Linked DNA regions of Homo sapiens: region 2 is linked to region 1. The links are chromatin loops, found by intact Hi-C in ENCODE. Cell type or tissue: GM12878. All regions are shown on one strand. Links, peaks and the distances in the headings refer to the core of each region. The heading gives the core; the rest is flanking DNA.

The links. Peaks named below come from ENCODE experiments on the same cell type or tissue, not always from the same donor. Only the 100,000 strongest peaks of a DNase experiment are listed, where the experiment ranks them.
Region 2: it touches region 1 in a loop (5-fold over the local background); 1 of 110 quality-filtered maps calls a loop at or near these places.

Annotation. Positions count from the first base shown.
Region 1 is chr4:72,107,941-72,116,643 of GRCh38, reverse strand. The region is part of intron 1 of NPFFR2 (neuropeptide FF receptor 2); the gene reads right to left. Among named protein-coding and RNA genes, the nearest start is that of NPFFR2, 80 kb to the right of the region's middle. RefSeq lists enhancers at 3,775-4,064, 3,798-4,092, 3,243-4,442. In GM12878, for the core only: no CTCF peak of the experiment used is centred there; a DNase peak (open chromatin) is centred at 3,903; H3K27ac peaks cover 301 bases.
Region 2 is chr4:71,265,210-71,267,709 of GRCh38, reverse strand. All of the region lies in intron 3 of SLC4A4 (solute carrier family 4 member 4), which reads right to left. Among named protein-coding and RNA genes, the nearest start is that of SLC4A4, 79 kb to the right of the region's middle. In GM12878, for the core only: no CTCF peak of the experiment used is centred there; DNase peaks (open chromatin) are centred at 1,159 and 1,403.

The DNA of each region.
Region 1 (8,703 bases), core at 2,767-5,266:
TAGTGTCAGTGAAGTATTTTTCTTCTTGCTTTTTATTTCAAAAGTACTATTTTTTTCTTTTTTAACTTCAACTTTTATTTTAGGTTCAGGGGTACGTGTGCAGATTTGTTGCATGGGTATATTGTGTGATGGTGAGGTTCGGGGTACGAATGATCCCATCACCCAGGTAGTGAGCATAGTACACAATAGGTAGTTTTTCACCCTTTATCCCCTTCCTTCCCTTCCCATCTAGTAGTCCCCAGTGTCCATTGTCCCCATCTTTATATCCATGTGTAGTCAAATTTAAGTTCACTAGCTTTCTTACTATGATAAAATTATGAAAGAAAGCAGATTATAGTTAAATAATCACCTTAACAGTGGAATTCTACTTAATAGTATAGTAAATTTCAAATATAATCTAGTGAAATAAACATGTCTACAAATAAAAATATATACACAAGCATATTCACACAGCTTGTTACAGAAAAAAATTTCTTTAGTACAAACATTAAAGTTTGATATTTGCATGCTGCAATCTATGCAATAGTTTCAAAACAATAAACATATGCAGTGGAAAAACATATTGCTAGGGATATCCTACTCTGGCATCCTTTCATTCTTATTTTAATAAATGTATAAATCAATGTGTAAAAATGACTAATTTTTAATTTTAATTCTAATGTGTGTATTAGAATACTACAGTTTCATTGCCCATACAATCCAAGAGATATTAATATTGTCCCAAACTAGAATGATCAATTTTAATGACTTGTTCGAAAGTGAGAACCACTTTAATGCAACAATACCTTTTATGAAGTCTAAATTAAAAGTTCTAAAGAAAATAGTGAAGACTATTAATAAACAATCTATAGATACATTGGAAAACAAAAGAAGAGTGCTCTTAAAGGACCAGAACACAAAAGGCTGTTAAGGTTGAATAAAGAGAAACAAGACTGCAGGAAATTCTAGGTTAAAACTCATCTAAGAAAGAACTTTCATGAAAATGGAGGCTTTAGAGATGGCTCCAAGATCAGAATTACAATATACAGAAATAGGAGACAACCCAGGGGAGTTATTTGAGGTAAACTTGGAAGCTGATTTTGGATCAGCTGAACCCAATAGTACCCACTACACCTCTGCCTATAAGACCAAGGACACACATGCTCAGACTTGGTCTAAGACCTTGTTTAGACGCAGTTATTCCCATGCCCTCCCAGTCACAGCGAACATATTTCTAATAATCAAACCTCACATCCATCCCACTGGCAAAAATTTAAAAGATTAATGATATCTGATGTTGGCTGACAACAGATGCAGGGAAGCAAATATTTTCATACAGTGTTAGGGATACAATGATAAGACTTATTGAAAGTGAATTTGGGAATGCCAGTCAAATCAAAATGTGCATTATGTTCCACTTGACCTTTTCATTTCTACAAATATAATTTATTGAAATAAATACATCCATGAGTAAAAAGCCATGAAAGCATTATATTCATTGTAACTTTGTTATAGGAAAAGTTTAGAAACAACATATTGGCCATGAACAGACAAAAATTTAAGTGAATTATAGCAATATTAATAATCAAATGTGCAATATGATAACATCTTAATAATGGCAAAATATATCCAATGCTTGACCTCTGCCAGGGTCTGTTATAAACTTTATCCCTATTAATTCACTTAATCCTCTGGGAAAATACTATGATTATCACTGTTCCCATTTTTAGGTGAAGAAACTGGGGAAAAAGCAAGTAACTGGCACAAGGTCATCAGCAGGGAAGTAGCAAGGTCAAGATTTAAAGTCAGATAGTCTGACTTCAGAGACTTTATGGTAACCTTTGTGCTATAATAAAATAAAGCCATTACAATCAATAGGAAGAGTCTAATTATTCTGACACATAATGGTCTATAACATGTTGTTCATGTCAAAAGCAAAACTCTAATAGAAAAATATCTATTAGTAGGGGTGACTTCTGGGGTCAGGAGAAGATTGTGTTATAAGGTGATGAAAAAGCTTTTACATTTTACTACTTTTTATTGCTTGAATCTTTTTACAGCACAAATATATTCATGTTGTACTCAAATAATTAATATAAACAAAGAACGACAGGATCTATGCATTATTTACATTTGCCAAATCCTAAGAAAACTTTTGAAAGCCACATGCTTAGAAAGCTTCATATTTTCACATAACAGACAGAAGTTAGACCCCATTCTATAATTTAAGAGATTACTATCTACACATGTGTATATGTGATTATCTAGATATGAATTCTTATAGGGGTACCAATCAACAATTTCAAATAACACATTTTTAATTATAAAATTATATCATGGTGATTACTTGCCCCTGGATGGAAGTAGTCACAGGAAACAAGCATGAGGGGAGGCTTCTGGGCAGCTGGAATAGGGATATTTCTTGATCTGTGTGCTGGTTACAAGCATATATTCAGTTTTTAAAAATTCAATGAATTTTATATTTATGCACACTTTTTTGAACAGGAAGGAGTTAAAGCTGCTGACTGGCTATTCATTTCTGACCCTGGGAGAAAATAAGAGGGCAAGTGACCCAATATAATCTCCTTGTCAACATGATAACTGAAGCTCTGGGCAAATAGTCTATTCATATTTCTAGAAAAGTCCTTATCTATGAAAAGTTCTTAACAGAATGTCCCTGGTAAAGGATTGCCTGTAGAAAACATTAATAAATTAAGACCCTAAGGATTTATAATACTTGGCTCCCTGGAAAATGTCCCTTAAACTGAGGTATAAGGTGGCAATATTTTATAGACTAAATATTCCTCTGCTGTGTGAGTCAACCAAGCAAAACTCCACCAGGAGACCTCATCTTCTATTCGAACCTGAGACTACATCTCAAACATGGAAAGTGCCAGGGAACTGGTCTACTCGCAGACAACCCCCCAGGGCTGTCTGAGCCTCTTGGTTGCCTGTATTCTTGAAATTATTAGTACATTTCAGAACTGGTAAAGCTTTTGAACCATGTTTCTTTGCCAGTCTGAGACTTTGTGTTAGCACAGATTGGCAGTGCAAGCAGAACTATGCTTTAATCTCATAAATCTTAATGGGCTGGGTCATTTTTAGCAATAAAAAGTATATAAAAAATATAGTGAAGATCTAATTACAAGTTGAGTCCTACCCATTGATGATAGGACATTGATGATAGCAAATCTTTGATGCAATGGAATGTGGAGGAAGTACACTTAGATATGAGGGAAATGGCTAAATGGATTGATGAAGGGTGGCTGGAAGAGGGGAAGATAGAACAATTTCTATCCCCTGGCTAGTGCTAGTGGTGCTGATAAAGTAAGACCTATAAGTTCCCTTCAAGCAAAGAACAATAAAATCTATGTATTGCTTATAATTACCCAATCCTAAGAAAAAAAATTTCCAAATTCTACTATTCTTTGCTGTGAGCCTTTTCTTTCCTGTCATGGAAGGCATACTTGTACTTATATGACTACTTGGAATGATGTCCCACTTCTTCACAAAGTAGCATAAACAAGGCCATTGATTACTCAAAAAATACACAAATAACTGGAGGTTAAGATCAGGTGACTACTAAATCCCAAGGATATTCTGTGTAAATTTTCAAATGTTTTACATAAAAATACCAGTAGAAGCCAGGTAAATCATTACTTGCAGGGCTTCTTCACCTGTCTAGGAAATTTCACTAATTTTAGAGCTATGTAAGTTGAAGGCTAATCCCCAGTGTCTGAAAACTTCTGTAAGCAGGTATTTTCATGTGGTATAATAATTAATCTATATAACCGGTAAAAGTAGAAGCATAGCAACCCTCTCCTGAGAGGGGTAAATTCCCTATCCCCTCCCCTGTGAGATAGGTAATTTCCTATCTCACAATGTGACTCATTGTGAGACACATGAGACACATGACTCACAGATGTCACAATATGACTCACAACATGACTCATTGTGAGACATATGAGACATATGACTCACAAGTGTCATATGTCTTTTCATGCTTCAGGCATGGTGTGAATGACCAACACCAACCTGTCTATTTGATGATCAGAAAGACGCAATCAATTTAATGTTTCTGGCACAGATAATGAAACACGTGCTACTTTGGAGAGCTTCTGTCTCCTGTTCTCCTTATGTAATGGGAAACCAAGGGAATATTTAGGAGATGATGATGAACCTGCCAGCTCAGGTAATGCAGAGGGGGCTGCATGATGATAAAAAGATCTATGCACACAAAAGAAAGGACCATGAAGAGAAAAAGGAAATAAGAATCCCCTCAACTTAGTGGAGCTCTTTAGATGGTTTATAAAAAGCAGTGTAAAAAGAGAGAGAAAGAATCTTACTGTTTCTACTAAGAAGTTAGAACAACAGTATCCACATTTGGAAGGTGGGGAGCTGCTCTGATCCTCCCTCCCACTTCTTAAAGTGTCACTGCAAGTTCACTCAAATTATTATAGTCTAGAAAAATCAAATCAACTGATGAGAATCAAGATTCAAAATGGAAAGTACTTAAACAGCAGCCTGAATGTGTTTCCATAGATAAAGTCATTGAGTCTGAAAAAGGTTGGCTGAGAGACTGAGATATTCTTATCCTACCCCAAACAAGCAATCATAGGCCTTTTGCAAATATTTGGTAAAAATCCAGCAAATCCTGGTAAAAAAGCCAGGAACTGGTAGGCAAAGCCTCTAAAATGACTAGATAGAGGTTTTCAATGTTCAGTAGCACTTATGATAAATCAAGGCAGTGCTATGAAAGACCCAAAGCTGAAACTAGCAGGATTTGGAGATGCCATGTTGGGGGGACTAGCATCAGAATAAGTTTAGGAGTGAAGAATATGACTGGGGAGACTTTTCACTGGTTAATGGCCTTTAGCTGAATGCATAATTGGGATAGATATTATGTGCTAATAGAGAATGTTCCCTTTTTCCGTTTTTGTTGGGGAAGTATATTGCCTAATCACCCTTCCTGGAGTTTTAACTGGCCATGCTGAACGGTGACTTTTGGAATTTCCTATGTTGTCCTAGAATAAATTGTAAACAATACAGAATTCCAGGAACGTACAAGAGATTATTGCCCTGATTAAGGGAATACTTGAGGTATGATTATTGGTTCCCATTAGCTTCCCCATTAACAGAGCTGTCTGGCCAGTCCCTGAAGGTTAACTGTAGATTATCAAGCATTCAACAAGTAGTTGTCCTAATTGCTTCAACTGTACCTGATGTGGTAAACACTGTATAGGATGCACAACAAGCCAAGGAGGATGGCTATGTCATTAGAAACTTGCCTAGTGCTTTCTTCTCCATCTCAATTTCCAGGAACAGCCAGGTACAATATGCATTCTCACAGAATAGGACTCAGTATACATTTACTATATTGCCAGAAGTATGTTTGAATTTGCCTGCACAATTGATAATTTCATGAAGTGGGACCTGGACTTAACAAATATGCAAAGCAAGTTAGTAAATTGATTATATTATAAAAGCTTCTCCTCTCATAAGAATTAAAGAGGAGTTAAGGACTGTGGTGACTCACATGACAAATAGAGCCAGGCTGATGAGCTCAGATAATATCCATAGCCCTTGGAATTACATTGACTGGAGCAACTAGAGACATTTTTTGAAACCATAAAAAATTATCGCTTACAGAATCTGCAAATGAGTAAGAGACCTAGAGATAAATAGAGCTTACTTAGGCTTTTGCAGTTTTTTGTTTTTGTTTTCTTCAATCTAAGAATGCTATTGACCTCTGTTCACAAAGTCACCAGAAAGATAACTGAATTTGAGTAGAGGCTCTGAGCAGAAGAAATTGCTAAAGGATTTTTGGAGGGTGGTGATGCAGGAAGGTCTATTAGGATTGTATGATTTGACTGCACAGATAATATTAGATGCACCCGAAACCAGAACATACACAGACTAGAGCTATCTGCAGAAATGAAAGAGTTCAGTGAAGACCTCTTATTTTTTGAGAACAAATGTTAGGCAAAATAGCTATTCCTAATAAACCATTTAAAAGACAATTGATTGCTTCTTACTGAGTGGTGGTCATCAAAACTGTGCCCTAACAGAAGGGCATCAGATAACTCCAAAGCTAGGGAAACCAACTTTGTCTTGGATGATGTCAGAAACATTCATATAGGGATCAAACAGCACAGCCAAAGTTCACTCAGAAATTAGAAATGGGATGTTAAAAAGCATACTTTGGGAAGTGGGCAAGTACACAGAAGGGAATCACTGCATACAGGAGCAGTGTATTAGTCTGTTCTCACACTGCTAATAAAGACATATTTGAGACTGGGTAATTTATAAAGGAAAGAGGTTTAATTGACTGACAGTTCAGAATGGCTGAGAAGGCCTCAGGAAACTTACAATCATCGCAAAAGGGGAAGCAAACATGTCTTTCTTCACATGGTAGCAGCAAGAGAAGTGCTGAGCAAAAAGGGAAAAGCCCCTTATAAAACCATCATATCTCATGAGTACTCTCTATCATGAGAGCAGCAGCATGGGGGTAACCACCCCTATGATTCAAGTATCTCCCACTGGGCACCTCCCATGACTTGTGGGGACTATAGAAACTACAACTCAAGATGAGATTTAGGTGAGGACACAGTCAAACCATATCAAGCAGGTTGCCTCACTGACTATAGAGCCGATCAAATAAAGCCCTCAGCAGACTTTTCCAGGTTAATTGCTGCATGTTCTGTGTCTTGCGAATTGCTCCCCATGAAGCAAAGTAAGTTGTCTGGTTCACTGATGAGAGTTTCTGGATTATGTCACTTGTTTGGAAAACAACGGCAATACACCCTGCAGATGGGGAAAGCTTAATGGAAGAAGACAAGGGCACACCTGCACATTGGACAGAGATGAAAGCAGTTCAAAGACTTTTCACTTATAGCCAATGGCCTTGTTGTTGTTGTCAAGGGAATGGGCATTCATTAAAAAACAACAACAACAACAACAACAAATTTCATGGAATTTAGGGAAGAATTCAAGTGTGTCATGTACATAACTACCAGAAATAACTAGTTGTTGACTCAGAAGAGATTTGGAATAAGGCAGATGCTTTAGTCAGATTTCCAGAATTATTATCTGCTTCTTGAAGTGAGCAGGCACTGGGTTCTCAGGCCATGCACTGGCTAATGAGATAAGAAACTGCACCCCACAGTCAGTCAACAGAGAAAATCATTTAAAAATGTCTGTGGAAATCCTACTATTTCTCACGACATGGATGAATGTGCAAGACATTACCGTTAAGTGAAATAAACCAGCAACAGAAGGACAAATACTACATGATTCCACTCATATGAGGTATGAGAAACTCTTAGAAGCAGAAAATAGAATGGTGGTTACCAAAAGTTAAAAGGAGGGAAAAATGGGAGTTCTTCAATTGGAATAAAGTTTCAGTTATGCAAAATAAATAAGCTCAAGAATAACACTGTTGGACATCTCTCTCAGATCTGGGTGCTGACTAATGGCCAATATTGAAAGAAAATCCTTGGACTTCTTTTCTCTGAAAAAGGAATATTGGGTTCTTAGTAATCTGTAATCTAAAGAAAAGAAGAGACACATTGCCCTGATTGATACTGTAAGTTTTACTAATGTATGGTGTGTCAAACACTACATCAATCTCTCTATCATAGCTACAAGGTGTATTAGAGGGTTTGTAATTTATTAATATAAGTAAGTGAAAACTAGACTTATGCAAATGATGCTTCCCAGGAAAAGGAAACACTTTGAGAGGTTGGATTGAATCCTCCCATTGATTAAAAACATGTTAAAATGGATTGTCCAGAGAAGAAAGTGAATTTGACCTTATAAACATTGCATTGTTCAATTAAGTGTCTCCATCAAATCATATAAAATGTGCAATTGAAGATAAACACTAATTAAATGGAATAAATGTATCAAAAGACTTTTAAATAAATATTTTCACTATGGATATATTTTATTCATAGTCCCTATTAGGTAGTTAAAATCTTGTTGATTTGAACAAGATCTATAAAATATAATATGCATAAAAATAAACTTTCATAACCTTATATCCAGAAATACACATATATAATATTTTAGTCTATTTCCTCCAATTCTTTTGGGGTTTTTTAAGGTATTAGATGCCTTAATTCTTTGTTAAAATATAGTAAAACAAATAATAATAACTAGAGAAATGTGTGGCAAGAAGATATTAACTGAGTTCAGACAGTGAATTGGTAGATGCTGTTAAAGCAACTGGCCAGAAATCTATTTCTCCCCCAATACCAGGAGATTGCACCCAGGGGAAATGAAAAGAAGACTGATGATTGAAATGAATGTTCTTGTGAACATAATAATTGAACCACAAGGTAGACTAATGATATTTACTAGGATAAGCCTTCTTTATTTAATTCTTTAATAGGCTATCCCTAAGTATTGCTTATAAATAAATACAGAACATATGAATTTATGAGGCATGACTCCCTGGAAACTGTCATACAAACTGTATAAAATAGAGATATTTTATAGACTGAACCCTCACTCTGCTGTGGTATATAACACTGCAAAACCCTCCTTGGAGGCCTCATCACTTGCTCTGGGCCAGAAGTGAGCATCTAATGTAGGAAGGAGGGTCCTAAGTCACCACTCTCAATGTCCCAGACCTTCTTTGATTAAGTTCATTGATCGCCTATATTCATGAAATTGTTAGTAAGGCATGGTGGTAATAAGTAAGATCTCTGTTTTTAGAAAAGA
Region 2 (2,500 bases), core at 1-2,500, 850 kb after region 1:
CAATTCTCGTACCTCAGCCTCCTGAGTAGCTAGGACTACAGGCACACACTGCCACACCCAGCTAATTTTCATATTTTTAGTAGAGATGGGGTTTCACCAAGTTGGCCAGGCTGGTCTCAAACTTTGACCTCGGGTGATCCACCCACCTTGGCCATTTCCTCAAATATTAGTCAAAGATAATGAAATTATTTTTTAGATGGAACTCTCCTCAATGAGGCCTCACATACTTGGTCAGTGTTGATGGCCTGCCTTAGATAACCACTCTTGTACTCATCATGCTTTCTCCTGGCCCAGAGCCTTGTTTTGTGCTCTTCTTGTGACCTGCAGTATTTTTTTCACTTACAGCCTTCACCAAAATTTTTTTTTCTCATCCTTCAGATCTCAACTCAAGCATAACTTTCTCAGAGAAGCCTTTCCTAACCTCCCTACCTTGATCAGAACCTACCTTTTATCAAATCTCACAGCACCATGGGCCACACTCCAACAGTACATACCAAAGGTAGAACTTAACATTTTTTTGTATGGGTATTTGATTAGTTAGTGTCTCTCCAAACTGACTACAAGCTCCCCAAGGGTAGAAAGTCTTTAATTTTGTTCACTATCATCACCCCAACATCTAGCACAGTACTTGGTACATGGTGTAGACCTTCAATAAATATTTTTGATGAAGAAATGGATGGATGAATGAGGCATCTCATCCTTCCTGATACTGATACTGATGTAGTTAGTAATTACCACATTCTCTTAAATTTATCTGATTTGTGTTATTTCCCCCACCAAAATGTCAGTTTTCATGAAATTTTCATTTCTATAGCCCCAGTGCCCAGGACTATGCCTAAAAAGTACTCCATAAATATTTCTTAGATTGGATTAAAGTGAGCTGAATTGAAATGAATTGACTTGCACTGCACTGAATTGAAGTCTCAGGGATCTTGCTGTATCTCTTTCCTCATCCTGTTACAGTGGCTAGCCAGGCGCCTGCCCCAGGACCATGAAGGATGATGACAAGCTTACAAGCTTACAGTTCATACAAATAGATCGTATCTCAATGAGATCATGCATTCATTTGGCTTTCTGGCCAGAAAAAAAAGAGTCGAAAAGCAGTTACATTAGCTTATTTCCTCTCGGGGAACCATGGAGAAAAGAGTAAAAGTCCCTACTTACCAAACAAAGTGCTGAGAAAATATTTTTCCATTTAAGAAGATGACAAATTAGTGAAAGTGACAAAAATAAATAAAAACTTACCACATACTCAAAAAGCTGCACAATTGCCTAAAAGCCAAACTGTAATTGTCAATGTGCTGGCATTTGGCACAGAGTTCAGGATTTCAAGGAAGCAAGCCACTCTTTTATGAACACTAACAGAAATGTCACAAGCAACTTTTGATTAAACTATGATTGTCACAGTATATAGGAATGAACTAACATATGGTATTTTTAAAATAAACTACTAACCACATCCAGTGGTTTCACAATTAAAGAATGGTTCATTGCTTACAAAAATTCCCCTAGACCCAGCTGTCTTCCAAAAAAGTCCCACTGCCTGACTCTGAATTTCCTCTGTCATCAGGCAGACTACCAAGAGGACAGCCTTGGATTTGGTGTGGACGCTCAGGGTAGCATCTTTGTTAAAGCTGGACCTTAGTCCAGCTTTATCTTGTGGCTGAACAAAGACTTGAGGTCACCTCCTATAAAAAGTATAAACTGAATTTTATACTTTTTAAATTATAGAATTGAAAGTTATATTAAATAATCTGCTAGAAGACTAGGGTATGTTTAAAAAGAAATTTTAGAAAGCTAAAGATATTTATCATATGGTATGCTGGTAATTTTAAAAATCAGGTATTAGGAAAAGGACTAGCATAACTATAAGACAAGGCCCAAGTTTCTTATAGGAGGAACATCTGGTAGAGATGAGTCTAAAACCAACACAAAGAGGTAATGATAACATAAGAATAAAGGGAAAATCGTTAGAGAATCACTATGATCATTTGAAAATCATGGTGAAAAAACTATCCCTAGGAAACTAAAGATAAGGCAGGTAGAGGCCACTTGAAACCGGTTTGAGGATTGGATGTAGAGAGCTGGTCCTATTAAGTTATAGAGAGCTCTATTTTGAGGAGGTAAGATGTTAGCCCTTGCCATTCACCCAGTGATTTTTCTTTAATCTCATTGTCTTTCTTGATGGCATTCTTCTACTTCCTCTGCTTCTTTCTCAGAATAAATCATCTCCTCTCTCTCCTTTTACTTTCAGTGTTATCCCTGCACTTCCCCCTCTATTCCCTGTGACTGGCCAAAATACAGAAATCAATGACATTTTTAAAACTCAATTGTTATTTAAAAATAAATATAGTCTCCAGGTTGTTTTTTCTTCTTATACATTGCCCTGATTGATTTCTTTTTCATCTGAACTTGTATGAGCCTTTTACAAAATCAAAGGTTCCCCACTCGCACTCAGTCACTAAAGACAGCACCTTCTCTCCATCTGCCAGAAGAGGAA